Regions from separate parts of the Mus musculus genome. Here region 2 is linked to region 1. Evidence: chromatin loops called from intact Hi-C (ENCODE). Cell type or tissue: gastrocnemius. All regions are shown on one strand. Each heading gives the region's core, and the rest is flanking DNA. Links, peaks and the distances in the headings are about the cores only.

Region 1 (4,393 bases), core at 211-4,210:
ATAGCTTTAAAACATGTGAGACAAAACCAGAACTGAAATGAAACCTAGAAAGGTCAACTTCTAACTTCTAACAAGAGCAGAAATCAATAAAATTGAAAACAGAAAAACAGAAGAGGGACAAAAAAAAACAAAAAAAAAAACCCCAAAAACCCCAAAACAAAACAAAAACCCTGATGGACTGAACAGCTGGTTCAAACAGTGACATAGAAACTGACAGGACCAACTGTGACAATATAAATTACCAACATCAGAAAAGAAACACTATCATAAACATTGCAGACACCAAAGGAATAGAGATATGACTACCAACTCTATACATATAAATTAGATAAAATAGACCACTTCCACAAAACCCCCAAACTACCATAATTTCATCTGCTGAAATAGAAAATGTGAATCATTCTGTAACTATTAGGAAAACTGAATTTAAGGTGGTATATAGCTAGGGTAATAAAGACCATATGATTGTGGTAGAAGGATAATAGACCAAACTAACGTAATTCAGAACCCAGAAAGTCTCACAAAATACACCAACTGAGTTCATATAGAGGTGCAAAAGCAATTCCGTGGAAGAAAGCAGTCTGATAAAGAAATGGTGCTGCAGCACTCGATCACGAACAAACAATTTAAAAAGAAAAAGAAGCAGGATTAGTGACTTGGTTGGGCACAGAGGTGGCATGCTATAGGGGAGTGAACCTGTGCTCTAACTCTGCAACAGTAGCCTCGGCTCCTCCCTTTTCCTGTTATGCTGCCACAGAACAGTACTGAGTCCTTCTGTCCTCATTTTTATAAATGAGACAATAATCTTATATGACAGGGTGTAGGATTAAAGTGGGAAACCCTCAAGAGAACACTGTGCAAACTGAAGCACACTGTGTTCCACTATCAAACACATGGCGTCACATTACCTGTATGAAGTGTCATTTGAAACCTGTCAAATTTAATAAGACTTCTAAAGATAACATTAAGAAAGTTTAAAGATTTTAAAGTGAAGCCACTAAAACTAAAATGTATAATGTATGTTTGTGTAGAGCTCAAATACCTATCAAAGTATTTTCCCCCGGCGTCCTACTAAATTTTGGGTAGTCTTAGGTCCACACTGAGCTTTAAATAGTCCTACCTTTTCTTTCTTTTTCCCATAGACGCCAAAGGAACACGCCACTTATAAAGGTTGGGTCAGTGGACCCTGTTTGCTCCTTATGGTCTAACAAAGTTATTCCTGAGTATTCCTCACTGCCATGGCCATTCTTCCCATCTCTCCTGAGACTGATCTCCCTACTGGCCAGGCACAGAACCTGCCCCCACCCCCACCCCGAGTCGTCTACACATTCACTGGCCTTCCTTCTCAGTGGCAGTATTTCTTTCACGGCCTTGCTGCTATTGCCAAACTTCACGCTCCCTTTATTTTCCATCTGAATTGCTAGAATCATCTCCCAACTGGTTTCCTAACTGCCAGTCCTTCTGTTTACAATCCATCCTATTCGCCTCTACTGAAAAGTCATGCCTACTTAAAAATCCTAAAATATTACTTTGCTGTGTCACTCCTTATTAATGGCTTCCTCCAGAGCACAAATCCTCTCGTTCTCACTAGACAACTGAGAAGTAGCCTTTCTGCCGCAGGCACATGACGTGGCACCCCTGATAACCCACCACAGAGAAAGGGTTAGGACTAAGTCCACTGTGAACATCTGCCTACAACTCAAGATTGACGTGTAGGTTACAAAGATAACAGAAGACCAAATTATAGGAGAGGCAAATAACTCAGACACCATTTTTATGTATTTTAAACACACAGGCAATTATGAGACCCGACATCTGAAACAAATAGCAATGGGGAAGTGTTTGTTACAAATGGGAGGAAACCTACCTGGTAAAGGCAGGCTGCTGTCCCAAGGAAAAATGCAATAATGTAATTAAGATCCTCACCATCACTCTGTAAAAAACAAATCAAGATTACCTTTTGATTGGCAGTACTTACTTAAAAAAAAAAAGCCAAAAACAATCTACCAGGATAGGATATGTTTATGTTTATACACACTCAAACATTTTACAAAGTGGTGTATAAAAAATAGAAATATAGAACACATGGTAAGGCAGGGAGCGAGGAGTAACTGGAGATCTGATTCAGCAGCTAAAAGTACTGACTCCCTCTCCAGAGGACAGAGGTGCAATTCCTAGCACCCACATGGGGACTGACAATGTGTCCAGGTGCGAGGGATCCAGTGCTTCCTTCCTGACCTTCATGTTCTCCAGGCAGGCACACAAGTGGTACAGAGACATACATGCAGACAAAACACCCATGCATACAGATACATTTAAATTTAAAAGGCAGAGGAATGGGACATTGAAGAAAACTGCCTGCATTCTCTGTGTCTTAACTTCACCTATCAGCAGCCTGTCACCCCAGGGATGATGAGAAGCACCGAGGAAAAGCTAGCTTCCTCACAATACAGAAAACCTCTTCTTCCAGTAAAGCCACATGAAAATGCACTCCACCCTGGCAGTGAGCAAGCTCCCCCTGCTCGTGAGGCTCACCACTTAAATACAATCTGACAAGCTCTACTCCCCGGAAGCACATAAATGAATTGCCTAATAAAGTAACTTGGCATGATAAATAAAACTGTGGTGACTGAAAAGCTACTGTCCACTAGAGTGTGCTAAATCCCCAAAAGAAAGATCAGGCCTGGTTATAATGTCACTGAGCTAGAAAACAGTAAGGAAGAATAGCCAGAGCCTGTGAGAATAGAGAACCATACACTTGTCCTTTGTTCCTAGCAAGTACCGGCATTCAACTTCCTTCACTGTGTGGACGAACAGTACACAAAACCAAGGAAGGAGGAGTGTTTTTCTTCCATGCAGGGACATTACACTAGACCTCTTATTTTAGGAAAAATAATTTTCTTTTTCCTACAGGATCTCATGATGTAGCCCAGGCTGGCCTCAAATGCTCAATCCCCTTGCTCAGCTTCCTAAGTGCTGGCATTACAAGACTGTGCCACCAAATGTGCCTCTCTCTGCCCATGTGGGTGGAAGGATCGGTATACAATAGAAAGAAAAGCAAATTGCTTTAGTGCAGTTGATTGAGTACAGAACAGGCCACAAGGCAGAGTGGCTTATGCTAGTGAGATCTTGGAACAGAAACTATTAATCCCCCTAGGATGCTCAGGCCAGTTCTGCCCCAGAAGCAGGCAGTTCAACAGTTTCTACGTTTTTAATTCAAAGGCTTGAATTAAACTGCTTATTTTTTTAAGTCCTTTTTCCCAATTATAAAAGTTTATGTTCAAGCTAGTCAGTGGTGGCGCACGCCTTTAATCTCAGCACTTGGGAGACAGAGGCAGGCAGATCTCTGAGTTGAAGGCCAGCCTGGTCTACACAGTGAGTTCCAGGACAGCCAGCTCTATATAGAGAAAGCCTGTCTCAAAACACAAATACGCGTACACACACACACACACACACACACACACACACACACACACACACACACGCACGCACACTATACAAAGAAGTCCATGTTGTTCTTATATAAAGGAACAATGATTGTTAACCTTTCCGAGTGTTTCTGGCTTTTTCTCTCTACCTCTCCACTCTCCATCCCCAAAGAAATGAACCTATACTTTTGCATGCTGCTCTTTAGTATTTTGGTTGAGTCATAAACACTTTCTAACATGGTAAATACATCAACCACAGAATATGTGAAAGAATATATAGCCTTTCAACATATCACAGGACCTAATTACTGGTCCTATAATGTAACAGGTTTTTTTTTTTTTTTTCTGAGAGTACACTGCCATTTGAAATCTTTCTTAATTGATTTTACAATACCTCAAAGCATGTTTCCAGAGGCAGTCTGTGCTTAAATCTTTATTCACAAGCTGTATTTTTTATTTCTTAACTCATTTCTGCTTTGTAGTAAGTACTGCAAACAACTCTCGAGTCTGAGGACCCTAGGGCATTAGTGCTCTCTAGTCCTTGGGCATGTGGAGTCTAAGCCTCCATCCTGCACACTTCAATATGAGACCCACAGCATCCTATCTGCAACGAGCTAGTTACTGGCAAAGAGATCACAGGTCTCCTGACTTCCAGGGCAGCATTTCTGTTATTGTCACAGGATTCATTTTCTAATACTCCATATGAAAAGTAGCTCTGCTTTCGCCTTGATCTAATTATCATCATTTCAAAACTGATCGTTAGAAGAACCCCTGCACTATAAACAGTGTGATAAAAGCTTATACACTCCTGAGGTGTCAACTCACAACAACCTTATTAACATCTCTAAACTCAGAACAAAGCTAGGAAGCAAGTGCAAATAATCCAATTTACACATTACTCTGAACATGAAATCAGATTTACCAACTTAAAAATAAATATATATATAGAGAGATAGATATAGATA
Region 2 (4,393 bases), core at 286-4,285, 390 kb after region 1:
TTCTTGTTGTAACCAGGGCAGGTAAGAGATAGGAGAAACGGTGCTTGGTACTTTTCTGGCCACTATGCATGAGTCCCAGCTACAGCACAACAGGTGTCAATCTCTGATGAATCTACCACTGGCTGTTGCTGGCAGCTGGGCAGTGGTGGTGCTCGCCTTTGATCCCAGCACTCAGGAGGCAGAGGCAGGCAGATCTCTGAATCTGAGGCCAGGCTGGTCTACAGAGTGAGTTCCAGGACAGCCAGGGCTACATGGAGAAACCCTGACTCAACAATCCCCCAAGCCCCTCCTCCCCAACAAAACAAAACAAAACAAAACAAAACAAAACCCTGCTGCTGGACCTAGAGGAGCAGCGGATACCAAATACCCAGTGTTCTTCTGCAGTAAGACAGTATGGAAACGTGGCCTGAGTCTTCCATGGCCATGTGTGGTGCTGAACCTTTGAGAGGTGAGCTCCTGTGGGAAACTCTGACTGCCCCTCCCTAGTCTTCGTCATCTTGCCCTGTGATCTTTCTCGCCATGCCCTAAGAGATCTTCATCAGAGCTGGTACATCATCATGCAAGGACCGTCTAAAACAGTGAGTGAAACTAAACTCTCCTTAACAAAGAGTCCAACGGGTGTGTGTGTGTGTGTGTGTGTGTGTGTGTGTGTAACTGAGTAGGACGCAGTTCTAGAGTGCTGCGGTTATGGTGCCTTCCTGCTTTACACTGATCAATAATGTTATACCTAGAGCCAAGGAAAGAGAGTCATCGGGGAATAACATTATCCAACATCAGCTGCTGCGTTTAAATACTGTGAGGAAAGAAAGTATTTCTAGTTCACAGGAAAAAACCGTGTTCTGCATGGCTGCACAGACATTTAGTAAACCTGGGCCCATCAGCTGAAAAATTGTTTCTGTCGTGCTAGGGACACACACTAGTTCTGAAGCTTTGCCATGCAAAGGCGACAGACCCTCAATTTCCACTTCGACACAACTGAAGTGAATTAAAGCTGTAACACAGCAGATGCGAGGCTCTGTGTAGAAGGCAGATGTCCTCTCCCTAACAGGTGGTGTTTTCCGTACTGGAAGCAGAAGAGAAGAGGCAGTGACTGCACCAGTGCTCCTCCCTTGGTGGCCCGCTAAGCCCGCACCTGGTGTAGTGGAACCAAAGCCTTACCTGCAGCCCCGACTGACAGGGGCCATCTTGTTTGCTGTTAATCATGTTATAAAAATCCCTGTCATTTGGATACATTGTGCAGTTTGGAGAAGTTCAAGTTGCCATGATTTTGCTTTGTTGCTTTGAATGTTTTGAAAATATATCTTCTGGCCAAGGAGGTTAACACAGTTATTACTTCAATTACGAGCTTGTCAGAAGCTCCCAATAAACAGCGTGACCTCCTGGAGTAGCCTGCTTCAGAGAACAGCTCAGCCTATTGACTTACTCTTATTCATCCCCAGGGCTTTAAACCACACAAACCCCCGACACTAATTCACTGTGGGCTCAGAGAGCTCAGTCTACACGTAGTTTAAAAGTCATATCACCAGTGACTGTCTTGCAAACTCGAGCATTGGAGTCACGTGGCCAGGGCTGGGCTGGCCAGTCACTGATGAAAGAAAATAACACTCTGCCCCACTCCGGCTAATTCAAACCTTCTAGGGGTGGGAGCGCCCATGGACACACTTCAAGAAACACAACTGTTTGTGGTCACTGTTTGTACTAGCATGTGAATGCTCCATAAAGTAATATGCTTTAGTGAGAACTCTCCACACAAGTCCCCTATCTGTCAGTTTCACAAACCTGTCTCAAAGCACATTTAGATAGTGAATAATAATAATAATCGAATTCTTACCTGTATGATAAAATGTGACAAAAAATAAAAGCACTCCCATGAACATATTACTTAAAAAGGTGACAACTCCACAGGTGATCCCTTCTGGAACGGGGTAGACCGTTTCCACAAAAAGCTCAAAGAATATGGGGACGCTGCTGTTCAGGAACACTCCCAGGAGGATGCAGGAGGCATACAATGTCACTGCAACAAGAACACACAGGCTTTAGTTCACGGACGGCAGAGGCGATGAGTCAGGGCAGACGGGACGCCCGCGGAGCAGTCCTGGAGCTGAGTGTCCTCCCCGTGGTGCTGAAGTCTGACAGACCGGCACACGGCTGTTACCACCTTGCTCTGGTTTTCTGCAGTAAGGACAGGCTTTGTTGCTGAGTGAGTACCAATTTACTCGCTTTCTCTTTCTGGTGGATTATCCCAAAGCACAAAAGCAACTTAGCATTAGAGTCATTCTGGGCCAGCATCATGGCTCTGTGGGTGTACCCATCTTCCAGCCTGATGACCTGAGTTCAATCCCCAGGACCTGCAGGTGGGAGGAGAAAAAGGACTCCCCCAGGCTGTCCTCTGACCCCCATCTGTGCAGTGTGGCACATACACCACACAATAAATAAAGATAGCAAAAAAAAAAAAAGGCTTCTGATGAAAAGATTCATAAAAATAAAAATACACTTTTCTCTGAGTCACAGGCAAATGAGGTAAGGGAATAAAACGCAGTAAGTTAATGAACAAATCTTGTCTCATTTTACGATGTTGAGGAGAACTTAAGATGCAAGGATAAATGTCAGGCACATGAAATGGTACTGAAAATGACACATGCAGAGACTGGTTCACAGTGGCTTCCGAGTGCTGCACGAGGCACTCAGCATCCTTCCAGAGAACACAGGAGGGATAGCCCTCAGCAGGGAGGGAGTTATGTGCCACAGTCTTTTAAAATAAGGTATGTTTATACCACAAGAACATACACTAACACTGTGCTGAGCCAGCCAGAGGCCAGAGGCTGCTGGCCTCTAATCATAGCACTGGGGAAACTGAGGCAGGAGGACTGCAAGTTAGAAGCCAGTCTGAGCTACTTAGACACTCTCTCCAAAAATCAATCAATATATAAAAATTGATTGGAGGAGGGTGGGAGGGCTAGATTAGCAGGTTAGCCTACTAATGTGACTTGTAGTGCATTCTGTTGAAGGGGATGCGCTGTGGTTCCTGTAGGCACACTCAGCTGAGAGCACACCACTCCAGTGTTACCACAGCTCCTATCTGCCCATATGCCGTCAGTAACTCAAGTCTCAAGGTGGAACAGAGCCTGTGGAGGAGAGCTAGAATATGTACCTATATTTTCATAAAGATATCTACTGACAATAATGCATAGAATGTATTATAAAGTTACAAGAAAAATACTTTTACTATAAATATTCATTAAGAAAAAGTTGCTGTGCAGAGTTGCAGAAAGTGATGGCATTAAACCAAATCTCTTACATATCATTCACAGATTCTGGCATTTCAGAGCACCAGAGTTGGCCACAGCTGGCTCCAATCATTAAACACCTACCTCGGGTAGGAAAAGAGCAGTGCCACCAGTTTCTAATGGACTTCTCTGGTTGACCTCATTGCTGCTCCCTCCCACCCCCACCCCAACTTCTGCTCATGTTCCAGGATCATAAAGTCTAAAATGCCCTCTAAAAATGTAAATGGCTGGCAATTACTCTGTGACACGAAACTAGAGAACAACAATGATGTAGCACCTTAGCCCTACTGCTGGGTGACACAGTGGCCCCTTTACAGTCATACGAGCGGCCAAGTCACCCCATTAAAACAGGCCATAGTTTTCAAGAGGGTCTCTTTTTCTATTGTTAGGCATCGTATTGCCATGCATGTGTGTATGACGTGTGTGAGTGCTGTGGAGCTCGTGTGGACAGAGATGATTACACTGGGAGCTGCATTTCTCCTTCCACCTTTCAGTGGGTTCTTGGTGGTCAGGCCTGCATGGCAAGCTGAGCCACCCTGCTGCCCATGACTTTGATTTTTCCCTCAATGAGAGAGGAGAGAGAGAGAGAGAGAGAGAGAGAGAGAGAGAGAGAGAGAGAGAGAGAGAGAGAGAGAGAGAGAGAGAGAGAGAGAAACAGAGAGACAGAGACAGACAGAGACACTGAGACTGACTGTCCATATGAAGATGTGTATGCACATGTGAGTTCACGTGCCCAGGATGCCAAAGGCACTGGATTGGCCTGGCCCTGGAGTTACAGGTGCTGCAAACTCAACTCAGGTCCTCTTCAGGAGCAACATGCACTCTTTACCACTGAGCCACCTCTCCAGCCTCAGCCCCACACTCAAGAGACTTGTAAAAATAAAGCATAACATAGCACCCGTGTTTACTATCTATTGGCTGGATGTCACAGCACCTGTGTTGACTATCTACTGGCTGGATGTCACAGCACCCATGTTGACTATCTGTTGGCTGGATGTCATAACACCCGTGTTGACTATCTACTGGCTGGATGTCAGTCACACACGCGTTAAGCATTCTTTACTCACTCATGACTCATGTGTGGTGTGCTGGGGATGGAAGGTTAC

Evidence for each region. Hi-C counts contacts between places; a loop is a spot of excess contacts. Peaks named below come from ENCODE experiments on the same cell type or tissue, not always from the same donor. Only the 100,000 strongest peaks of a DNase experiment are listed, where the experiment ranks them.
Region 2: it touches region 1 in a loop (2.6-fold over the local background); 3 of 42 quality-filtered maps call a loop at or near these places.

Annotation. Positions count from the first base shown.
Region 1 is chr16:35,316,937-35,321,329 of GRCm38, forward strand. Sec22a (SEC22 homolog A, vesicle trafficking protein) reads right to left here. Exons shown (of 7, transcript NM_133704.4): 6 at 1,868-1,933. Among named protein-coding and RNA genes, the nearest start is that of Sec22a, 45 kb to the right of the region's middle. In gastrocnemius, for the core only: a CTCF peak has its summit at 2,637; no DNase peak of the experiment used is centred there.
Region 2 is chr16:35,702,923-35,707,315 of GRCm38, forward strand. It overlaps Slc49a4 (solute carrier family 49 member 4), which reads right to left. Exons shown (of 9, transcript NM_153550.4): 8 at 1,832-2,014. Among named protein-coding and RNA genes, the nearest start is that of Gm25967, 17 kb to the right of the region's middle. In gastrocnemius, for the core only: no CTCF peak of the experiment used is centred there; a DNase peak (open chromatin) is centred at 2,119.